Linked DNA regions of Homo sapiens: regions 1 and 2 are each linked to region 3. A link is a contact called in ENCODE Hi-C or POLR2A ChIA-PET data. All regions are on one chromosome and are shown on one strand. The core of a region is the stretch at or near the end of the contact, and the rest is flanking DNA. Distances in the headings are between cores, read along the strand shown. Region 1 overlaps CD2 (CD2 molecule). Region 2 has its middle 62 kb from the start of CD2. Region 3 holds the start of TRIM45 (tripartite motif containing 45).

The links. Hi-C counts contacts between places; a loop is a spot of excess contacts on that map. ChIA-PET counts read pairs that join two places held with the same protein, here RNA polymerase II (POLR2A). Pooled maps may share reads with other maps.
Region 1: a pooled map shows a loop between it and region 3 (4-fold over the local background). The contact joins the enhancer-like site here to the promoter of TRIM45 in region 3. A Hi-C loop is called at or near these places in 4 of 50 pooled maps. POLR2A ChIA-PET finds 5 or more read pairs at or near these places in 3 of 52 experiments (CD4-positive, alpha-beta T cell, H1 and K562).
Region 2: a loop to region 3 is called in a pooled map, with 11 times the contacts of the local background. The contact joins the enhancer-like site here to the promoter of TRIM45 in region 3. A Hi-C loop is called at or near these places in 1 of 168 maps with a recorded cell type or tissue (naive thymus-derived CD4-positive, alpha-beta T cell) and 6 of 50 pooled maps. POLR2A ChIA-PET finds 5 or more read pairs at or near these places in 1 of 52 experiments (activated CD4-positive, alpha-beta T cell).

Annotation. Positions count from the first base shown.
Region 1 is chr1:116,766,844-116,770,495 of GRCh38, forward strand. CD2 (CD2 molecule) reads left to right here. Exons shown (of 5, transcript NM_001767.5): 5 at 1,621-2,386. The coding sequence ends at 1,940. Among named protein-coding and RNA genes, the nearest start is that of CD2, 14 kb to the left of the region's middle. RefSeq lists enhancers at 2,374-3,652, 2,374-3,652, 2,374-3,473, 2,806-3,335 and cis regulatory regions at 2,821-2,841, 2,909-2,932, 3,007-3,029, 3,104-3,135. Within about 2 kb of position 2,253, at least 5 of the 41 ENCODE cell types and tissues checked have a DNase peak (open chromatin) inside an H3K27ac peak, as active enhancers do; they include CD4-positive, alpha-beta T cell, where a contact is called at or near this core.
Region 2 is chr1:116,814,115-116,817,866 of GRCh38, forward strand. No RefSeq gene overlaps it. Among named protein-coding and RNA genes, the nearest start is that of CD2, 62 kb to the left of the region's middle. RefSeq lists an enhancer at 3,533-3,752. Within about 2 kb of position 2,482, at least 3 of the 41 ENCODE cell types and tissues checked have a DNase peak (open chromatin) inside an H3K27ac peak, as active enhancers do.
Region 3 is chr1:117,119,901-117,123,989 of GRCh38, forward strand. It overlaps TRIM45 (tripartite motif containing 45), which reads right to left and starts at 1,849. Exons shown (of 6, transcript NM_025188.4): 1 at 814-1,849. The coding sequence starts at 1,301. RefSeq lists a silencer at 1,614-1,803 and an enhancer at 2,114-2,283.

The sequences.
Region 1 (3,652 bases), core at 1,003-3,502, 350 kb before region 3:
AGAGCAAGGCCCTGTCTCAAAAAAACAAAACAAATAAAAAACAAAAATAGTGGGTGAACAGAGTAGTAAACCAATGGCCAGTGCAAGCTTGCCACATAGGAGATGAAGAAGGACCACCCACTGCCCCATAATTCAGAACTAGGGCCAGGGGTTAGAGCCCTCTCCACAGTCTACTGGACATAACCTAAGCAATGACTGCAGGGCACGGAAGATGGCATAGAGGATGTGTTTTGTCCTTTCTGGAGGCCCTTTCCTCTTTGTGCTTAGAGCACACGAGCCATTTAGGTATCAAAATCACATTGTCTAACTTTGACTCTACACTCAAAGCCATCTGATGCTCACATTTCATGTAGTCAGAGGAGGCCATCTGGTTTGAATCAACATCCGGAAGTTACAGGGTGATGCTTAGAGAGGGCTTGTGCTTCCCCAGCCACACATCTCCATAAAGATGTAAGAGGTAATTATTTCAGCTGGGTGCGGTGGCTCATACCTGTAATCCCAGCACTTTGGGAGGCCAAGGCAGGCAGATCACCTGGTCGGGAGTTCGAGACCAGCCTGACCAACATGGAGAAACGCCATCTCTACTAAAAATACAATATTAGCCGGGCGTGGTGGTGAACGCCTGTAATCCCAGCTACTCAGGAGGCCGAGGCAGGAGAATTGTTTGAACCTGGGAGGCAGAGGCTGCAGTGAGCCAAGATCGCACCATTGCACTCTAGCCTGGGCAACAAGAGTGAAACTTCAACTCAAAAAAAAAAAAAAAAAGAGGTAATTATTTCACCCCAGGGAAAAACTTCTCTTCCTACCTCCCTCTGGAGCCACTGCAAAGACGGCCTTGGGTGCAGGGACTGAAATACCTAACTTACAGCCTAAAGGAGTCCAGAGGGGCCAGCAGGGTGCTCCAGGCCTCTAGCAGCTGGGCACCTTCACAGATTCCCTGTGATTTTAAGAGTACAGGAAAAACTACATTACGAGTAGCTGTAGGCCTGCTTTCATGGACTGAAGTCACACAAAGAAGAAAATCCTGAAGGGTGAGGAGAGGAGGAGTTCTTTCCCTCCTAAGGCCAAGAACATAGGTCTTGAATTTCTGAGAAGCGAGTAAATTTCTAAGGACAAAAAGTTCCTTGCATGTGTTCCAACCTCTTGCCGGAAGGTGGATTGCATGACAGTAGAATTGGGGGAAAGGCAGATCTAACATAGAAATGCCTCAGAAGGAATGTAGTTACTAATATCCTCCATGACTGCTCATAACCCCTTCCCATGCGCTCTAACCATGAGGTTCTTGCTCTCAGGGAACAATTTCTAGGTCAGCACAGAGGTAGGGTTCCAGGTCTGCGTGCTCTCTCTGATCATGGGAGCCCCAGGCACAAAGCCCTCCACCCATGTGTCTTCTTCCTGCTGATTCCTTGAGTTCTCTTGTCCTAGGCTTTCACTCTACCTTATGGTGAGCACTTCTTTCTCTCCTACAAGCTTAGAGTTCTCAGATAGTAGGGGCAACTTCTGCTTCCTCATTGCATCCCCCAAAGCAGCTAGCATGGCGCCTTGCATATAAAAGGTACTCAATATTTACATTGATTTCACCTGGCCAAGATGAACTCTATTGAGGTTTTGTTGTTGCAGATGAGGAGCTGGAGACAAGAGCCCACAGAGTAGCTACTGAAGAAAGGGGCCGGAAGCCCCACCAAATTCCAGCTTCAACCCCTCAGAATCCAGCAACTTCCCAACATCCTCCTCCACCACCTGGTCATCGTTCCCAGGCACCTAGTCATCGTCCCCCGCCTCCTGGACACCGTGTTCAGCACCAGCCTCAGAAGAGGCCTCCTGCTCCGTCGGGCACACAAGTTCACCAGCAGAAAGGCCCGCCCCTCCCCAGACCTCGAGTTCAGCCAAAACCTCCCCATGGGGCAGCAGAAAACTCATTGTCCCCTTCCTCTAATTAAAAAAGATAGAAACTGTCTTTTTCAATAAAAAGCACTGTGGATTTCTGCCCTCCTGATGTGCATATCCGTACTTCCATGAGGTGTTTTCTGTGTGCAGAACATTGTCACCTCCTGAGGCTGTGGGCCACAGCCACCTCTGCATCTTCGAACTCAGCCATGTGGTCAACATCTGGAGTTTTTGGTCTCCTCAGAGAGCTCCATCACACCAGTAAGGAGAAGCAATATAAGTGTGATTGCAAGAATGGTAGAGGACCGAGCACAGAAATCTTAGAGATTTCTTGTCCCCTCTCAGGTCATGTGTAGATGCGATAAATCAAGTGATTGGTGTGCCTGGGTCTCACTACAAGCAGCCTATCTGCTTAAGAGACTCTGGAGTTTCTTATGTGCCCTGGTGGACACTTGCCCACCATCCTGTGAGTAAAAGTGAAATAAAAGCTTTGACTAGACCCGTGTCTGCTCATTGTGTGAAGGATCCCAGTGTCGAGGAGAGGAAGCTGCCGAATAAGAAAGAGCCTCGCTGGTGTGACAGCAGGATCAAATTCAGTCAACTCAATCCGGCTGAGACCTCCTTAGTCCTCACCAGAATGACCCGAACATGCTCCCCAGGTCTCAGCTGCAAAGCTGGGTCCAACAACCTATTTGTAGATTTCCATAATGAATTAAAGCCTCCATGCACAAACGTTAACAGGAGTCACCAGAAAACTTAACATTTTAGGTCTTACTTTCTTGACTGTTCAGACACGGTCATAATGACCTGTACTGTCATCCTTCAAAACAAGGGAATCTATGGATACTGGAGGTGTCATGAACTCATCAGATGACATACAAAAAGATAGGCTAAGAGACAACTCAGTTGAATCAAATCTTAAGTGTCTTAAATGACTATGATTAAAAGGTCAGACCCCATCCCCAGCTAGCAGTCATGCAGCTGTACTTTGAGGGAAGTGGGGAGAAAAAAATAGTTTTCAGTTAGAGTTCTAAAACAATAGGTGGTGAGAAGGCACCTGCTTTGAAATGCTGGTGCCTTGTCTGTGGTCCTGTCTGCCCGCCTTCTCCTTGGCTTCTTAGACTTGCTAAACCTTGTTACACTCTGGCAGGAAGCTCTGAGGGCTAAACCACAAAAACTAAGTACATTCAGGACTTCCTGTGACAGCTCACTGAGGATTGAACTACTTTTTCCTCTGAATCTGAGAGTCTATTTTTCCAGCAACCAGAGTTAATTACTAAGGGCAATGATGAATGAAACCTCATCGCCTCCCAAAATTCAAACACAAAATCCAGCTAGGTAACAATTGCCACAGGATCTACCCAGTAGAGAGATGAGGGCTCTGGCCGGGCATGGTGGCTCGTGCCAGTAATCCTAACACTTTGGGAGGCCAAAGCAGGTAGATCACCTGAGGTCAGGAGTTTGAGACCAGCCTGGCCAACATGGTGAAACCCCTTCTCTACTTAAAAAAAAAAAAAAAAAAATTAGCCGGGCATCGTGGCACGCACCTATAACCCCAGCTACTCGGGAGGTTGAGGCAGAATAATTGCTTGAACCCTGGGGTGTGGAGGTTGCAGTGAGGTGAGATCGTGTCACTTCGCTCTAGCCTGGGCAAAAGAGCAAAACTCCGTCTAAAAAAAAAAAGGAGAGAGAGAGAGAGAGAGAGAGAGAGATGAGGGTCCTAGCTCTGCCCCTTTCTCATTCTTCATGATACCCATGAGTGATT
Region 2 (3,752 bases), core at 1,232-3,731, 310 kb before region 3:
CTATGAGGCTCACTTGAGCAAATTGGCTTCCCATTATAGCTTCCCCTATTGCACATGGAGTTTCCTCCATGCTGCTATATCATTCAGCATTTGTCTACCCGCTTTAAGACTTCCAAGCTTTTGTTGACATCCTTTTTCTAGGGTCATCTTTTCTCATGTTTTCTTTGTTCTTGTGGATTTATGACTTTTACAAAAATTGTCATTTTATTGGAGTTCCAGATGGGATAAAGATAACTATTCCTTAAATTCCCCATGTTTAACCTACCAATCTTTTACTGAAAGTTTAAGTATTTATTCATAAATTAAAGAAAACTAGTTCGATTAAGCCGTGATTAATAACAAATCATTTTTAGTTTGGAAGGTATTTAATTTACTTCCATGGGTACAGACTTCTTCAAATCTTACTCTATAACTATCAAAGATTGGTCCAAGAAACACAAGCATCAAAATCAACTTATGGTATTTGTTGAAAATGCAAAAACATGAGCTTACCCTAGACTGTATGCATCAGAGTCTTTGGGGATTGGGCTAAGTACTCTGCATCTTAAACACATTTCTCAGATGATTAACAACTCTGAAGTCTAAGAACCACTGTTCCATTTTGTACTATTAATAAGTGATAGAATCTTTTGATTTGGCATTTTGGTGAAAAAGTACATTTTATTAGGAAAAGAACCCCCAAAAATGACTCTCAAATAATAATGTCTTATTTGTAGTTTTTTATCCATATCTTGTTAAGTCTCGCTTATTGGCCAAAACCACTATAAAAGAAAGCATCATCAGTCATCTGTTGTTTTGCTACCTGAAACTTAAGGAAAGAGTCTCAGAATTCCAGCTCCACAGATTCAGACACATGAAAATGACAACAAACGTCACTGCCTCCATTAGACTGGGGGTGAAAATGAATGCATGTTCCAAGGCCTTGATGAACTAAACTAATTATGCAAAGTGAAACCCTCCATTAGTCTTTTGTTCCAGTCCTAGTCTCTAGCTGACTGTAAAGTGGGAAATCAACCTTTATGGGTTCCAGGAAGGCCTGAAAAAGGTAACAGCAACCTTCCCCCCTCACCCTCCAGGCCTTGGCCACACAGCGACAGGTTTTGTTTTGTGGCAAAATATTTTGTACTCAAGATTATTACTTTTTCTTTTAAAATAGTAACATTAATGTTCTTTCTGCTTATAAAATTAATACATACTGACTGATGAAAAATTAGAAAACTGAGAAAAAAATGAGAAGAAAATAAAATTTACCCAAATCCCAGAGATAGCCAGTGTTAACATGGTAGTACATTCCCTTCTAGTTCTATTTCTGCACATCCGTGTTTTAACACAGTTAAGGACTTTGAAGCAGTTGTATACCCTGCTTTTTTTCTACTTCTCATTTTGTAAGCCTGTCTCCACATAAAGTTCTTCGTACACATATTTAAAGGTGTATAGCTACCCATTCATTTGGCCACTCCCCAACTGCTGGATATTTAAGTTGTTTCCAACTTTTTGCTGTTACAAATAACATGATATTCAGCTTTTTATATAAGTTTTGGCCCACATTTCTAGTTTTTTCCTAAGGATGCATTCCTGGAGGCTATGAATATTTTAAGGCTCTTGATAGAAGCTGTTACACTATTTTTCAGAAAAGTTCTTTCAAGACACTCTTTTCTACTAGCAACAAATGAGAGTGTTCCTCTCATTACAGTTTCAACAGCTCTAGATATTATAAATTTTTTATCAAAATAACATAGATTATTTTAAAAATCAGTATTCTCAAAAGACATAATAAAAGACACCAGTCCCCTGGCCTACCGTGCTCTGCCCTCCTGTTCACAGCCCAGATGCCACTACTCTTAATGTTTTTAGATTATTTTAGGTATTTACAATAATATGTTTATTTCATAATTTCAAAATTTTAGACATTATCTATTCATTTACTGCTGCAAAAGATTAGGACTTAGCTAATTTACATCAACTCCACACTTCCTCACTCTTTTCTTCTCACATCCTCCCAATAAACTTATATCGCTGTGTTTAAGCAAAGCAATAATAAATCTACAATTATTAAGTAATATAACAATAATATCTTGTTATAATTACCATTAATATATTTGTTATGTTATAATTAACAAAATAATAATTGTTGTAACTGCACAAATATTATTCAACACGTTGTATATTAATATTATGCATTGACTTCTCTGTCTCTTTTTCTTTAGGCTGGCATTTTTAATTGTGCTTTTCTTCTTGCATTGTTCTCCTTATAGTTCACATTTGGCACCATTACATCAAGTATTCTTTTAAGTCTCCCATTTTCCTAAAGATCTTCCTGCCAAAGTTCTTCATACTCATGTTTTAAGATGGACCAGGAATCAAATTATTATCTAAACAGAATTCTAATTAATCTAATTTTTAATTCTCTGACTCTGCCTTTTGGTGCCGGAAGTTTCTGAGCCTTGAGGTGCTGCGGGCCAGCCAGCTGTCATCCTGTCTGCACCCTACGGTGGCTCTGTGGGCACATCAAGCTGTGGTTTCTTCCAGCCTACTCTTTCAAACACCAGTTTGCAAGAATTCTGTTGAAATTTCTCACTCTCAGATAGCCCATATCCCAGTGATTCTCAACTCATGGTGAATTTGTCCCCCAGGGAACATCTGGCATACTGCAGATAATTTTCGGTTACCACAACTGAGTTGGGGTTGCTACTGGTGTCTAGTGGGTAAAGCCCAGTGATGCTGCTAAGCGTCCTGCGATACACAAGACAGCCTTCAACAACAAATAATTATTTATCATTTCAGTAGCTTCTCAGGATAAAGAAGAGGTTAACATGTATATTCAAATTGACATCTTTTTTTTGAGACGGAGTCTCGCCCTGTTGCCCAGGCTGGAGTGCAATGGCGAGATCTCAGCTCACTGCAACCTCCTCCTCCCAGGTTCAAGCGATTCTCCCGCCTCAGCTTCCCGAGTAGCTGGGATTACAGGCGCCCGCCACCACGCCCGGCTAATTTCTTTTTTTTTTTTTTTCTTTAGTAGAGACGGGGTTTCACCATGCTGGCCAGGCTGGTCTCAAACTCCCAACCTCAGGCGGATCCGCCTCGGCCTCCCAAAGTGCTGGGATTACAGGCGTGAGCCACCGTGCCCGGCCTCAAATTGACATCTTTATATCATTCAAGTTCTTGGAGATTGTTTCTTCAGTCATAAAATGAGATTGGTCCTTACTACTATTAGGACTAAATAAGATGATGTACAAACAGGATCCAAAGCATAAAATTTTTTCGAAACTAGTCAGAAGTTATTATTTTTAAAAATGTTTTGATAGTTTGGCAGATTAAAAATGCTACCTTGTTTAAATTTACATTTTTTGTACTGGTGAGGCTGAAATACTTTCATGTGTTTATTTTGCAATCTGCATTCATTCTGCTGTGATTTGCCCAAGTCTTTTGTTAACATTGATTGACAATAATATGTTTATTATTACCCACAGGCTCTGGCCCTGCCAGCATGTGACTGCAAAATACAGTCACATTTACTTTAATATTGAAATCACTCTGAATCACTACATCACAAATTAATAAGAAATTTGCTGTTTACCTAGGGTTTCTCTTCCCAAGTGACTGTGATTCCCCTGAGTTAAATGGCTGTCCTCGTCACTTGCTGCCCCCTGCTGGGAGAGCAGAAACTCACTCAACACTAGAGGGGCTGCACTCCATGGCTATCTGGGGACCTCCCCACACTTTCTTGGGATGGCCCCACCTGCTGGTCTCCT
Region 3 (4,089 bases), core at 599-3,098:
AACTTGTTCTGTTAGTGTAGCCAGAAAACAAATGGAAGTAGAACCCGAAACCTATTTTAGGCTAATCCTAAAACTGTGGTCATTTTATATTCTGGTGTCCTAGGATGGGGTAAGGTAAGAGTACGAAGGGACAAAAGTGATCCATCTGACAAACTATTCACCAAATGCCATAAAACACATAGTCTGCACCCCAATTAACACCTACCAGCCCACCTCACCAAGCTCCAGAGTAACTCTAAGGTACACAAAGCAAAAGCTGAGGTCCGGCCAATCATCATCACCTATTCTAGGAGCACAGCATGGGTTACTGGAATGTAGTCAAAATGATCTGGATTTAATACTCAGTTCTGTTACACACTTACCAACTGTAGGACCTTGGCAAATCACATAATATTGCTGAGCTTGTTTCCCCAATTAATAAATGGGGGCGAAAACAGGGCCTGCTTTTCTGTAAGAGTTGCAAGATCGAAGGAGATCAAGAACAGGATCTATGCTGTTATATTCATTCTCCTGTTTCTCCAGCACCCAGTACAATTATTCACTACACGAATGACTGAAGGAAACTGTAGCTGCACTTTGTAAATTGAAAGGGTTTATTGCTATTGCTATATTAGGCTATATATTAGGTACTATATTAGGCTAACCGGGTTAACTGTTGTACTGGAGTATTTGCTATTGCATTGTTATATTGCTCTTTGACCTTCCACGGTATTTGAGAAGGCTTTCCTTTTCATCTGCTCACCGAGGGATTTGTCTTGACACCTCTTTGTAATCTGCTCTTAAGCTACACCTGATGGAGTGTCCCATCTTTACCTATGAGCCTGGCAGCAGAAGTGGCAGAGGTTGGCTTTGCAGGTCTGACACCTCTTCTCTACTTCCCTGTCGTTGCACAGGTCACACACCAGGCCCTGGCCTTCCCCACGTAGGCTCTCCAGCATCACATCATTCACGGCCAGGTGGTCTATGGTTAAAGCCTTCACTCCACCCATGGGCAGGTCCACCTGAGCATCACATACAGGACAAAGGATGCCGATCTGCGACTGCAGACTTCGTGGCTTGAGTTCCTGGAATATTGACCCCTCAGAGCTTGTGTCAGAGTCTCCCCCTCGGATGTCCACTACTGAGAAGGGCTCCAGCTGCTCCAGACACGTGGTGCAAACTGTATGCAAACAAGGCAAGAGCCTGGGGGCTTTGAAAAGCCCCAAGCACAGGGGGCAGTGAGTCTTGCCTGAGTTCCCAAGTGCAGTCCCACTAGTGAGTTTGCTTACAAAGCCCAGCAGCGGTTTTCTGTTTTCTGACATACTCCTCACGTTTGTGACCAATATTAGAAAGGGCCCTGGGCAGTTCTACGATTTAGTAGCAGGTGATTAAGCCCACCCAAAGAGAAAGTCTCCAGAACTTGAACAGAGACCATGGGGACTCCCTCGCTGACAAATAAAAGGGCAGACGGGAAGACGAGGCGTCCTCGAAGGAATCACCCACAGATCTACTCAGGAGGGCCCCCTCCTTTCCACTGCATCCCACACCAGACACGCCCACGCCCTCCTCTGCCCCGCAAGTCCTCCCCGGATGCGCTTCCAGGTCTAGCTCTCCAGCTAGTCCTGCTGCCAACAAAGTCACCCCTGCACCTCTCGCTCCCTCCACTGCCACCCCCCTCCCGCCGCCCGCCCCACTGCGCGCCACACGCGACAAGCGCCGACCCCACCCGCGCACGATGAGGTAGGGGCCCTCTTGCTCCTTCCCTCTGCGAAAGGCGCGCGCCGGGTGAGGGAATTGCAAGCCGCCGGCGGGCTTCTCGGTGTCCACCGCCTCTCCCGCGCCTCGGCCCGGGACGCCCGCGGGCTCTGGCCCCTCCTCACACCAATCCCAGCCCGGTCTACTCCGGCGAGTCCAATCACCGTCCGAGAGCGGCGGCCCTCGCCGCTCCGGGCCCCGCCGCCCTCCAGAGTGACGCCACTAAGCATCCAATAAGTTTTGGAAATTCCACATCTTCGCCAGTCCACTCACGCGGGGGGCGGGACCTGACAAGGCCGTGGGCGGGGCGGCCGAAGGGCTTAGAGTGCGGCGGGAGGAAAAGGCCAAGGCTCGGAGCGAGCGGCATAGTGTAGTCAGCGTCACCGTTTCACAGGGACTGTCCCTCTCTCTGTGGTGACCAGAGAGGCCTCAGGACCTCTTAAAAAGCCACGCTGATTTGGCGCCGGGACGGCCTTCTTTCTGCCCTCGGACTCGTCCCACGAACGCAGACTGGGTTCTCCCATTGGTGGATGGCACTGTCAGTTGGCTCTGCGCTGGGAGTGGGAGACGTTTTTCGGGCTCCCGAGGTCTCGGCCGCTCGGGGGCGCCAGACGTTTCTCCTCCACGCGGGTTTGAGGCTGCGAGGCTCCCCTCTGTCCTCAGGCGCTTACTGTAGCTCACAGGTCCCTCAGGCCTAGCGTGCTGGGTACAAGCACTCCCGCGGCTCCCCGACTTTGGGTATTTTTCGGGGGTGAGGGCATCTCAGGCTCGCGTTACGGGGACCGGTTCGGGAGACCGTGGAGCCGAGGTGTCGAATGGAGGGCTTACTTCGGCCGGGCCAGGGAGCGCCACCCTCCTTGTCGGGCTCGGGAAGGCTTTGTTTTCCGGTCCGGGGGGAGTGCAGATGACCTAAGGAGTTGAATGTCACCCGGGATTCCACAGTCCTGTGTAACAGAAACGAGCTGAGCGAGTTGGACCCGCTGTTTTTATCAGTCAATCACGGAGGGCTCCTGCCTGGTCACAGTGAGACAATGGACGGTGGCAATGAGGGACAAGCCCTTTGTGGGCTTAAAACTAATTGGGAAGATGAACACGTCCGACCCCTTTAACTTTATAATTACACGGCCACCTTCTCTGGCCTTACCAGGCGTCTCCTGATTCTCCAAAATTCCAAAAATGGAAACAGCTGCTCCTTTCCCCTCCACCTGTTGTTATCTCCAGTTGCGTCAGCTTGTCTACTGGGCCCTCACTGCTTTCTTTGTTCATGACCTTCCCTACTTAATTTGTACCCAGTGGGCGACTGTTTCACTTGATTCCTTCATTATCTGTTTCATGCTATAGGCATAGTGTCTGGAGCCTAAGCTTTTAAAAGTATGGAATCTGAAAAAAAGTTAACCCCAAAATATGAAAAAAAAAAAAAAAACCATTATAAAATATAAAAATGAAATGTTTGGCCATTTCCAAAATATAACACGCCAATGAGTCAAATGCCACCTTTATATAAAATGTGCAAGTAATTTCCAAATGTTAAGCATATCTCCAAAGATTTTTAAATAGTCCTTACCTAGATTTTTTTCAGCCTCTTGTCCTTCTTGCATCTACTCTCAAAATCGGCATTCGCCTCTCCAGTAGGCTGGAGGAAGTCACAAAAACTGTGTGGACTTGGGTTTGCTATATATTCTTGCTTTGAACTTCACCTTTACCCTCCCTGCTGCTTGGCTGTGCTTTACTTCATCTCTTGTTCATACTGTATCACATTTCTTGTGGTAGTAGTTTCAAGCTTCTCTTGTTTCAGAAGTACTTCATAATTTACACGTGCAATATCTCATTTAGCAGTATCTCATTTAACCTTTAACAATATTGTAAGGAAATGGCCTCAAAGAGGTCTTGCCAGGTCTTGGATGGCCAGCCCAAGTTAACATATCTGGAACTTGAACACAACCTTATGATGCCATATCTAAGATTATATTCGGGCTACCTCTACCTTTCCCTTTTTTTTTTTTTCTTTTTTTGAGATTGAGTTTTGCTCTTGTTGCCTAGGCCGGAATGCAATGGCAGGATCTCGGCACACTGCAACCTCCACCTCCAGGGTTCAAGCGATTCTCCTGCCTCAGCCTCCCAGGTAGCTGGAATTACAGGCATGCACCACCACACCTGGCTAATTTTTTGTATTTTTAGTAGAGACTGGATTTCACCATGTTGGGCAGGCTCCTCTCGAACTCCTGACCTCAGGTGATCCACCCGCCTCGGCCTCCCAAAGCGCTGGGATTACAGGCGTGAGCCACCGCGCCTGGCCACCTCTACCTTTCCTTTCTCAGTTTATTAAGCATCAAATCCCTCACACATGCTGCAGCT